2 separate regions of the Mus musculus genome follow, and region 1 is linked to region 2. A link is a contact called in ENCODE Hi-C or POLR2A ChIA-PET data. All regions are on one chromosome and are shown on one strand. The core of a region is the stretch at or near the end of the contact, and the rest is flanking DNA. Distances in the headings are between cores, read along the strand shown.

Region 1 (6,174 bases), core at 3,549-6,048, 830 kb after region 2:
ACCCCAGCTTCAGCTCCAGGCCTCCATGTGCACATGCACAAATATGCATATGCAAACATGCATACATGCATATACATGTATGCATACAACACACATTTACATGGCAGGCCACTGCATTCACCACCACACCAATCAGTGCAGCCTCACACACAAGAAAAAGGGGTGGGGGGAGAAGAGGTAAGTGGATCTCTGTGAGTTCTTGGCCATCCTGGTCTACAGAGTGAGTTCCTGGCCAGTCAGAGCTCTATAGTGAGAACCTGTCTCAAAAAAGGCCAGTGGGACTGGGGAGGTGCTAGAGAGATGACTTGGTAGTTAACAGCACAGGCTGCTCTTACCAATGATCCAGGTTCTGCTTCCAGCACCCACACAGTGGCTCAAAGCCCTGCAACTCAGTTCCAGGGGGTGGGTCTGGCTCCTCTTAGCATCTCCTAAGGCTCCTGCACATGTGTGGTACATGTGTAGTACACAAACTCACGCAGGCGACACACACATCAAAATAAAACATAAATACATTTTGTTTAATGTGGCGTTCCCAAAGTCAAAGTCAAATGAAACATTCAGCCAACAGAGGGAACTTCTAAGTAAAATTAATTAAAAACAACCACGAGCAGAATTCACCCTCGGAAAACATGAATCCGACCAGGATTTCTCAGATTCTCTAGAGAAAGAGAAGAAACTTGCTACAAAGAAGGAAAAAAAATAAAATCAGCTTCCCAGCAACAAATCCGGGTCCCAGAAGATGGCAGACATGCCAGGAAGAGGCTCTGCTGGAAAGGTGCCAGGCAAAGGACCACTGAAGAAAAAACAAATTCTCGGGCATCCAAAAAATGTAAAAAAAAGAAAAAAAGATCAATGTATCTTCCTATGCACGCTTTCTAAAGAGGTTACTGGGGGGTGGGGGTGGGGGGTATTAAAAAAGGATGCCGGAAAAGAGATCCCAGCACCCGCATAGCAGCTTACACCTGTCTGCAACGCCAGCTCCAAGGGGTCTCAACCTTCTATCGGCCTGTGTGGGCACCAAGCCCAGGTGTACATACATTCATGCAGGCAAAACACTCACGCACATAAAATAAAATAAATCATTTTTAAAGGGAAGAAAGAAAGAGAGAAAGAGAGAGAGAGAGAGAGAGAGAGAGAAAGAAAGAAGGAAGGAAGGAAGGAAGGAAGGAAGGAAGGAAGGAAGGAAAGAAAGAAAGAAAGAAAGAAAGGAAGGAAGGAAGGAAGGAAGAAAGGAAGAAAGAAAGAAAGAAAGAAAGAAAGAAAGAAAGAAAGAAAGAAAGAAAGAAAGAAAGAAAGAAAGAAAGATCCAAGCAAAGAACCGTCGCTTTAGAGACCAGGGTTTTTATCAGAGACCAAAGGATGGCTGCTCTAAATTGGAGGTCGAGACTGACCTTGGACGTTTTAGACTCTTTAGACTAGGTAAACAAAGAAAATAAGTACTCTTCTATTACAGAGGAGAAGCGAGGTCATTGCTACGTGTGGGATCAACAAGTTCAGAATCATTTCCGATGAACCACTAGCCTGCCCATGTCCAGGACAGCCAGGGATGCAGGAGAAATCCTGTCTCAAACAAACAAACAAACAAAAAACCCCAGAGACTTGAGTTGAAATGCATATCACCACATAAAAGCCAGATGCACAGCACAAATGTGTAATCCCAGCAATCCTACAGGGAAGTAGGGCTGGAAATGAAAGAGAACCCGAAAGCTTGTGGACCAGCGAGCTTGGCATGCATAGCGTACAAACAGCATAGAAATCCCGTCATAAGCATGGCAGGGACCAGCACCCAGCATTGTCCTCTGATCTCCACAGGACATCATGCCATAGGCATGCCCACATTCACACCCATGAATGTGCACGCATGTGCACACACACACCATACATACACAGGAAAGAACCTCTGACTCCCCTCTTCCTGGTTTATGTATACATATTTATACTTCCATATGTTAACTAATTTCTGGCTCTTTTCCCTTTTCACTTTATACCAAGATTATTGGCACTGGCTCATTTTCCAGTTTGGTCTTGGAGTTACAGAGAATTCCTACAGGGCTGCAGATAAACTTGGGAGGTACCCAACGCCACAGAAACCTCAGTGCCATGGCTGTCACTCAAAGGTAAATGGAATGGCTGCTAGGAGACATGAAGTCTCTCTTACAGAGTGTCCCAGTGTCTTCGTTAGGGTTAGGATTGCGGTGATAAAACACCATGACCAAAGCAAAACTTGGAGAGAAAAGAGATTATTTGGCTTCCTGGCTTGCTCCCTGGGGCTTGCTCAGCTGCTTTCTTATAGAACCCAGGACCACCAGCCTAGGGGATGGCACCACCCACAGTGGGCTGGGACCTCCCACATCGATCACTTATTGAGAAAATGTCCTGCAGGCTTTTCTGTAGCCTGATCTTAAGGAGGCATTTTCTCAATTGAGGCTCCCTCCTTCCAATGACTTTAGCCTCTGTCAAGTTGACATAAAACTGCCCAACACTTCTAATTACCTTTAACTGTAAACACGGCCTAGAGTCACCTGAGAAGGGAGTCTCAACTGATGGATTTCCAGGATTATGTCTGTGGGGATTTGTCTTGATTATTAACTAATGCTGAAGTTAGTTAAAATTAATCAATTAGAATGGTGGGCAGCACCATTCTCTATGTAGGTGGTCCTGGGCTGTGTAAGAGAGCCAGCGAGTGCCGGGAATAATTGAAAAAAGCATTTAATCTCAGCACTGGGGAAGCAGAGGCAGGTGGATCTCTATGAGTTTGAGGCAAGCTGATCTATATAGTGAGTTCCAGGCCAGCCAAGGGCTACATAATGAAACCCTGTCTCATAGGTAGGTAGATAGATGGATGGGTGGATGGGTGGGTGGGTGGATGGATGCATGGATGCATGGAGAGATAGATAGATAGATAGATAGATAGATAGATAGATAGATAGATAGATGAAAGAAAGAAAGAAAGAAAGAAAGAAAGAAAGAAAGAAAGAAAGAAAGAAAGAAAGAAGTACTAAAGTAGAGAAAGACAGTTAAGCAGGAGCTTGGAAGTCAGCAAGCCAGCAAGCAGCTTTCCTCTGTGAGTCCTGCCTTCAGGATCCTGTCCTGAGTTCCCACCTTGGCTTCCCTCAGTGATGGATTGTGACCTGGAATTGGGAGCCAAATAAACCCTTTACTCCTAACGTGGCTTTTGGTCGTGTTCTGTTACAGCGATGAGTTAAAGTTAGAACATAGGTGAAGTCATGCATTTGTTCTTGCTTTCATTAGACAAGGTCCAAATGTGTGTGGGTGGATGCTGGGTCACCCTGGGGAGGTTAGAATGATGCCAGTCCCATCTCCCCTTCACCACAGGCTCCCTGTGGTAGGTCCGTTCAAGGTGAATAACTCGTCAGCATTAACCTAGCAAAGATGTGGGCTGGGGCTGGGGCAAAGGTGACGCTGGTGGCTTAATTAACGTGACCTCACTATTAGGTTTCAAGGAACAGTCAGGCTGAAGCATCCAAGGGTCCTGGGACTGGGGTGTCGAGAGTTGCCCAGAGCAGAAAGCAGTTCCATACCCATCCTTGGAGAGGACTTAGACTCTCTCCCAGGGAAATCACTTGAGAGTCTCCAGAGGGAAGAGCTATCCTCGTCACCGGCAGCAAGCACTCCAATGTCCTTGTGTTGACCTTCAGCACAGCTGCCCTTGCTCCCCATCAGGTCCCATCTCCCCCCTAGACATTTGCCCAGACTAGGCCTCTCTCCCTGCCTGAGAACTTCCCATTGGAACTACCGGCCCTCAGAAACCTCGTTAGGACACTAGTTAGAGTGATCAGCTAATTCACAGCGAAGTGTTAGCAAAGGAAAATGGTTTACCCATCCTCAGGGTATTTTATTTTAATGGAGTCTTTGGTTGACAAATATTTACTGAACAGTCTATTACATGCAAGAAACTATGTAAAATTCCTAGGGGGAGCCAGGGCCTGACCTAAATAAATCACAGTCTCTAATGACGGAACTTGAGACTCTGTGGGGAAGCAACCAGGGGAGGCAGCAGATAACCTCTCTTATCTCTGTGTAAAGCCTGAAGCTTGTGATCTCCGGCCACCGTACTGCAATAGGGGCCCGTAGCCGTCACCACCCTGAGTGGAGACATTTCTAGGACTGCCCTTGGGGGCTCAAGAGCCAATCCCTGCCTTACATTTGAAGATTCCTAACTCTTGCACTGAAGAGCCGGGAGGAAAGTAAGTGTTGGGGTGTGGGGTGGGGATTGGGCTCTGTTCCTCATCCTCTGATGAGTATACTGGGGGCCTCCATCATTCTTCTTACTCCAATGTCCCTCTTCTGCCTCCATCTCTACAACCTCCATTTGGTACATTTTCTGGGAGCCTCTGGAACACACAAAGCTCTACCAGGAGTGAAGCTTGGGGCACACGGAAGTGTTCCAGGGTGTCGATGTGGCCCATGCTGTGATGCTATGTGAGGTGGGTTCTCCCCAGCTTTTGGCTGTCTTTCTCCTCTCCCCTCCCTCCACATCTGACATTGTCTTTCCTTTCTCTCAGCCAGGAAGCAAAAAGGCTCCTAAAGCCTGATTGCCCAGCTCCACCCTCTCCTTGCTGACAATGTCACGTACACACACACACACACACACACACACACACACACAGTTGTCTGCAGTTGGACTGGATGGAGGTAATGTGGTTCTGAACTCCAGGGATCCTCAGACGACTCACTACATAAAATATACGGAAACTCTTAAATAGACAGTGGCATCCACACTCACCCCGCAGGCACTTACCACCAGTTAGAACTTCCCTTGCAAGAGGCCATCCCCAGCTCCGTCTGTTAAGAAACACTGACATCTAGTGGCTGAATGTGGGACCTGCAGCAACGACTTGCCTTCCAAGAATAGGGTCCGTGGCTGCAAGAGCTGACCCCTCCCATGCCTCAGGACTTTCTAAACAGCAAAGAAACCCCAGCCCCAGCCCCCACCTCATGCTTCTCTTTGATGTTTTCATCCCTCCCCCTTCTGAAAAGCCCCCAGGCTCCCCAAGTACTATGAGAGTCACGAACCCCTGTTAAAATGGTCACGTATGCCTGGTTCTTGCTAAATGTATCCCAGAAGCTTACCGTTGAAAAGAGAGATGTCATAAATGAAACAGGCCGTGGATAATCCACAAAGTGAGTCATTAGGTGCTGAGTTTAAGCCCATGTGCCAGAAGCCACGCAGCGCTTCCAGCTCAGCACCACCGAGGGGGCGGGGGGGGGGGGGGAAGCAGACAGTAAAGTGAGCAAGGCTGTTTTCCCCACCAGCTGCCAATCATCCATCTGACAGCCTTGCAGGCATGTGGACCACAGCTGCTTACTCAGCGCTCCAGGTGCCAGGCAAAGCACTGGGCAATCAACAGTGTACAGTGCGTGTGCGTGTGTGTGTGTGTGCGTGTGCGTGTGTGTGTGCGTGTGCGTGTGCGTGTGCGTGTGCGTGTGTGTGTGCGTGCGCGCGCGCACGCGCGTGTACGTGTGTGTGCGTGCTCGTGTGTATGTGTGTACGTGTGTGCCTGTGTATCTGTGTGCTGGGGAAGGCTGCACAAAAGGAAGGATGTGCACAGCGTGAGTCACTGGCAGACATAAGCAAGTGAACCATAAAATAATCTAAATTCATTTATTCAACAAATGCTTCCAAGCACCTGCTGTGTAAGCGTGAGGAGCTGCCTCCCTCGCTGCATTGGGCTTCCTTCCACCCTCCCGCCCAGCATCTCCGGAGCAAAGTCCACCTCTTGAGCCTCCTTGCCTCCAACTGACCTACATTACCTCAATATTGTCTTTTCTCTACACAGCCCTACAACCCTGGGACCCAGCACACAGGAGGGGCCTGGTGTGTGCTTATTGGAGACATTAATCTAGTACAGTACCTACCCAGAGTGGAAACTCTTCGAAGAATGTTCCCCATGGCTGGACACCCCAGCCCTCCTCATACACGCCCACTGATGGGCGCTCATCATTCCCTAGATGGTTAGCCAGACCTGGCCTCTGAGGCAAGAAACACAAGCACACGTTGGATTTCCCTTCATGGCTCTTCAGGTTCCCCGCCCCCTCCCATCCTTCTGCTCCTATCTGCCCACTGCAATGACCACAGATGACCTCTTCCTACACCCCAACTACCAGCTTGCTTTCTTGTTAATTTTGGTTTTGGTTTCGTTCGGTTTCAAG
Region 2 (5,617 bases), core at 405-2,904:
TTTCTTTCTTTCTTTCTTTCTTTCTTTCTTTCTTTCTTTCTTTCTTTCGGTTTTTTGAGACAGGGTTTCTTTTTATAGTCCTGGCTGTCCTGGAACTCACTTTGTAGACCAGGCTGGCCTCGAACTCAGAAATCCGCCCTTTTGAAAATTTTATTTGTTTATTTTTATTTCATGTTCATTGGTGTTTTTGCTTGCCTGCATGCCTGTGTGAGAGTATCAGGTCCCCTGAAACTGGAGTAGCAGGCAGTTACGAGCTGTCACGTGGGTGCTGGGAATTGAACCCCGGGTTTTTAAGAGCCAGTGCTTTTTTTTTTTTTTTTTTTTTTTTGAGACAAGGTTTCTCTGTATAGCCCTGGCTGTCCTGGAACTCACTCTGTAGACCAGGCTAGCCTCAGAAATCTGCCTGCCTCTGCCTCCTGAGTACTGGGATTAAAGGTGTGTTCCACCACTGCCCAGCTCAGCCAGTACTCTTAACCACTGAGGCAGAGTTCTAATTCTTAACCGCTCCAACCCTCTGAGTCTCCCCATCACACTCAACACAAATCCTGTTCTCCAGACCCTTGGGAATCGGGCCTCACTCCACCTCTCTTGTCAACACCGGGGTCTGTCCCTCGAATCCCCTCCAGCCTCCTGGCCTCTGCACCTGCTGGTCCTTCTGACAGGAATCCTGCTTCCGGCTTCCTGCTTGTCTCCAGAACTTCCCACAGCTGGTCTCCTCTGGCTCAAAGCTCAGCTCAGGTGTAGCCAGCCATCTTGTGAACCACACCCTGCTCCCCTTAGCTCCCCCTACCCCCCAGCCAGCTCATCTGTGCTGTGCTTGTTTATGTCCTGTCCCCTGGCCTCAGCAGGACACAGACTTACTTTTAAAAAAAAAATCATTGTTTCATCACCAGTGTGAAGCAAAAGTGTGGGCTCACAGAAGACAATGAACGCGGGGTGTGCTGAGCAAAGGCAAGGAGACAAGAAAGGAGGAGAAAGCCAAACAGGGGCGGGGAGTGGCGGCTGTCCCAAAAGCTGAGACAAGGTGGGCAGAACAGGCTAGGTGAGATCTGGGGACTTTCTCAAGGTTCCCAGTGAGAGTTTCTTTTTTTCTTTCTTTTCTTTTCTTTTTTTTATGGACACATAGAGCCTTCTTTGCAGGCTGGGCTTTTCTTTCCACAGGGCATCTGGAAGTGGGGCCTGGGTATCCGAACCCAGTTCCCCGGCTGCGTGAAAGCTCCGACACCAGACGTGGACACCAGTTTGTCCCCCAAACCCTGACCTCCCCAAGAGACTTCTCCCTACCTGCTTGCTGAGTCTGGCCCCGGGTCGGGGTGCTCCTCGGCCCATCCCCCGCAGCATTGAAGGCTGCCACGCTGACCATGTAGGCTGTGTAGCCCGTCAGGTTCTTGAGTTTCACGCTGTTCTCAGCCAAGAAGAGAGTCTTCACCCTCTCTGTGAGGTTCCTCCGTTGGACTTCCCAGAAATAAATCTGTGGGAACCAAAGATTGTGGGATGAGAGGGACGAAGACATCAGGCCTCCCCTCCGCCCCTGCCCATCTCGGGGGTTCAAAGACACCCCTGCTTTCAACCAGGAAACAATATGGAAGTAGCTAAGAGCTATTTAAGAAGGATTCGGGAACTTTTCACTTTGTAGTCAATACCGACCCTCCGATCGTCTGTAAGCGTCATCCCCTGTGTATCTTGTGTCTCTGGGGTTGGCATCTGTCCCATGTAACAGGCGTGTCAGCCTCAATAGGAACCTGCATCTCACCAGCCTGAGCTGGAGAGGCGGGAGCAATCATGGGCTCTGCTCCACTGTGTGGGGCACAAGGGCTAACAGCTTGGCAATGCCAGGGCACTGGTGAGGAGCAGAGAGCCTCAGCTCTGCCCCGTGTGCCACATAGGCAGCCTCAGCTGCTAAGGCCCCTGTAAAAAGCTCCCGCTGTAAATAAAGTTCCTGGTGGTGCATATGCGCAATCCAATCTGATAATCGTGGATCAAAGTCTGAAAAGTCTGGTGCAGGCTAGACAGAGGTGGCATTCGGTTTGTGGCTCAACTCTTGATGGCACCATTTGCTAGGCCTGTGACTTGGTCAGCTGCAGAGGGCTTAAGGACACCCGCTTTCCGGGGCGAGCAAGAAGACTGCAGGCCGTAAGGACTGGCCAGCTTCTAAGGGTATTGTTACACGCTTGTGGAGGATTTTAAGTCCTCAGTGCAGCAGGAGCTTCGTGGAGCCTCCGGGCACTCTATAATGAGCATGGTTAGTGCTTTTAAACACGCATCGAAGACTCTCAAATTACATTAAGAGCTGGTATTCTGCTACATACAGCCTGGCATCCCAAACCCTGTACAGGATTGACGATCATTTGGCTCCCTCTGCTGGCCAGAGAGGGTTCTGAACGCTATTGGAGTTTCCTTTCCTCCATACCAATAAAAGTAGGAAAGAGCTAATAAAAGTGTCCACCCCCAGCGTGTGCAGAGGCAGTCAGGACATCTTGTTACTACAAAAGATTTGCTTCTCTACTGCCTTGCTTCCATTTAAAAAATCTTTTTATACGGGGAATTGAGGTCTCCATTCATAAAATCACCCACGCATCCACTGACTATGAGAACGCAACAGCCACAAAGCAGTCTCCTGGATTCATCGTTTGGGGAAGAGCTCAAGGCTAGCTCTACAGCTCTGCACACGCCCTGAGCATCAGCAGCTTGGCGAAGACAGTCAGAGAACTGTTGGATTCTCCTGGCCTGAGGAGAGGGATAGAGGGGTTTCCAGGGCCTCTGTGGAAATGCAGGGGTAGCTGGAACGGTAGGGGAGGCCGAGGAGGGGTGACGGCTGTGTGAGGAGAAACAGGCAGGGGAATGTCATGTCTCAACTGGGTGAGGCACGGTGCTGTGGAGACAGGCTGGGCGAAGCTTGTGACCGGTTGATGAAGAACAGGGCAGATTTATCAGCAGCCTTAGCAGTGTGAGATTTGGAGGAACGGTGAAGATGAGAACGTACTTGGGGTTGGGTTTGGAAAAGAGAGTAGAGAGTCAGCTTGAGCGGGGCAGAGACTATGGGAGATTGTCTTTGGTTTCCTTCTTTCCAGCTCTTCCCTCCTTCCTGCCCTCTGCTGGAGGGTCTCTCTCCCTCCGCTGAAGATGGAGCCTGAGTTCTATGTAGACTGTCTCGTGCCCGTGTCTCACCAGAACACAGCAAACTGGTCAGCAAGCACTTTATCGTTTAGCGATGTCCCTGTATCATGGGAGAAGCCTTTGAATGAATCCTCCAGCAAAGAGACCCAACAAGGACATAATGAGATGTGAACAAAACCGCGAGGTCAGGAAAGGGCATTAGGAACGGAGACAAGGGGCTGGGGAGATGGCTCAGTGGTCAAGAGCGCCGACTGTTCTTGCAGGGGACCCGGGTTCTCACAACTGTCTATAACTCCAAGATCTGACACACCCTCACACAAGATATACACAAGATGTGGACAAAACACCAGTGCACATAAAATAAATAAATAAATAATTTTTTTTAAAAGAGGAAATAAGGGACTGGAGAGGTGGCTCAGTGGTTAAGAGCACTGACTGCTCTTGAAGAAGACCTGGGTTTGGTTCCCAGCACCCATCTAGTGGCTTAGAAGCTCCTATGTGTCTAGTTCTAGGAGATCTGATGCCCTCTTCTGGCCTCCTTGGGTCCCTGTGGTGCACATGAACTCATGCAGACAAGCACATAAACATATGAAAATACTAAGTAATGAACAAAAGAAGAAACAAATTTCAGAATGCCTTTATGGCCTGCCTATGACTGGTCCTAGAGGGAGATACTTGGTGTTGTTGGGGAGACAGGGTCAATGGCTGGGGAGGGCATTGGGCAGGGCAGTGCCAAGGTGTAGGACATACAGAAGCAGGCTGCCTGCTTGCTGTCAGTAGACCTTTGTTAGATGAGGATACACAGTAAAAGGGACAAGGGCTGAGGCTGGATCCTGGTCCCCAAGGTGACATGATTGATTGGTAGAGCACCCACTCATGGGGAAGTGAGTATGTACTGAACCCAGGCTATGGGCTCCAGAGGGCAGGCACCCTGGCCCATCTGGCTCCTTTGTGTCCCAGACACCTCACTCATGGTTGATACATAGGCCAACAGACATGTCATGGGGGGAAGTGGCTGGAGCGGCAGCAGATGACGCTGACCCCATTTCTTTTTTTTTTTTTTTTTTTAAGATTTATTTATTTATATGTAAGTACACTGTAGCTGTCTTCAGACACCAGAAGAGGGCATCGGACCCCATTGCAGATGGTTGTGAGCCACCATGTGGTTGCTGGGAATTGAACTCAGGACCTCTGGAAGAGCAGTCAGTGCTCTTAACCACAGAGCCATCTCTCCAGCCCGGGAGTCAGATCTTGTTATGGATGGTTGTGAGCCACCATGTGGTTGCTGGGATTTGAACTCTGGACCTTCGGAAGAGCAGTCTAGAAGAGCAGTAGGGTGCTCTTACCCACTGAGCCATCTCACCAGCCCCTGACCCCATTTCTTAACTCTTGGTTTTTATTCCCAGCCCGTTTCCCCTTTAATCACTTTTCTGACGTATAGTTGACGAAAATTTAATAGAATTAAGATATATAATTAATGTTCTTTTTTCTCTCTTCTTTCCTTTCTTTTTTCTTTTTAAAAAAAGATTTATTGATTACTGCTAGAGGACAACAATCTCTAAGCCAAACCCGAGACTGTTGTGAGAAAGGGAGTGAGGGAAGGGAAGGAGGATTTTTTTTTTAGGATTTATTTATTTATTTTGTGAATGTGAGTATACTGTTGCTATCCACATCCCAGAAGAGGGCAACAGGTCCCATTACAGATGGTTGTGAGCCACCATGTGGTTGCTGGGAATTGAACTCAGGACCTCTGGAAGAGCAGTCAGTGCTCTTAACTGCTGAGACATCTCTCCAGCCCCTCTTCTCTCTCTCTCTCTCTCTCTCTCTCTCTCTCTCTCTCTCTCTCTCTCTCTCTCTCTCTCTCGTTGCTTATAGTGCTAGAAACAGAGCCCAGGGCCTTAAGCACGCTCAGAAGCACTTGATCAGCACTGCACCTCTCTCTGGCCAACCTGTTGTTATTATTATTTACTTACCCTTTTTTGGAAGCAGGACTTACATAGCCCAGCCGCCCTTGATTTTACAAAGTGACTAAGGGCAACCTGGAGCTGACCCTCCTGCCTCTACCTCCTAAGTGCTGGGATTACAGGTAGAGGCCCCTACGCCTGTTGCTTTATGCCTGCAGAGGGTCAAACCCCAGGAATCATGAATGCTAGCCACTCTCCCAGCTGAGCCCTACCCCAAGCCCTCTGATGTTTTCATACCCATCCACTGGGCCCACTGTCAAGCCAAGCTGATTGGCACCTGTTACTTCCAATGGTCACCTCTTTTTTTTTTTTTTTTTTGACTTTTCATAAAAATCACAATTTATTAACAGATTTTGAGAACAGTGATTCAGAAATGATTGTAATGAGAGAACCAAATGATTGAGAAAGAATAAGAAAAGCCTATCTATTTGGGTATGGGCTTATCTAAGAACACTGTAGCTGTCTTCAGACACTCCAGAAGAGGGAGTCAGATCTCCTTACGGATGGTTGTGAGTCACCATGTGGTTGCTGGGATT

Evidence for each region. Hi-C counts contacts between places; a loop is a spot of excess contacts on that map. ChIA-PET counts read pairs that join two places held with the same protein, here RNA polymerase II (POLR2A).
Region 1: a loop to region 2 is called in a map of left cerebral cortex, with 4 times the contacts of the local background. The contact joins two enhancer-like sites. A Hi-C loop is called at or near these places in 1 of 37 maps with a recorded cell type or tissue (left cerebral cortex). POLR2A ChIA-PET finds 5 or more read pairs at or near these places in 2 of 5 experiments (both embryonic stem cell).

The regions. Positions count from the first base shown.
Region 1 is chr11:114,631,698-114,637,871 of GRCm38, forward strand. No RefSeq gene overlaps it. Among named protein-coding and RNA genes, the nearest start is that of Gm31781, 8.6 kb to the left of the region's middle. Within about 2 kb of position 4,799, at least 1 of the 3 ENCODE cell types and tissues checked has a DNase peak (open chromatin) inside an H3K27ac peak, as active enhancers do.
Region 2 is chr11:113,809,045-113,814,661 of GRCm38, forward strand. It overlaps Sdk2 (sidekick cell adhesion molecule 2), which reads right to left. Exons shown (of 45, transcript NM_172800.3): 37 at 1,285-1,471. Among named protein-coding and RNA genes, the nearest start is that of Gm51930, 7.7 kb to the left of the region's middle. Within about 2 kb of position 1,655, at least 2 of the 3 ENCODE cell types and tissues checked have a DNase peak (open chromatin) inside an H3K27ac peak, as active enhancers do.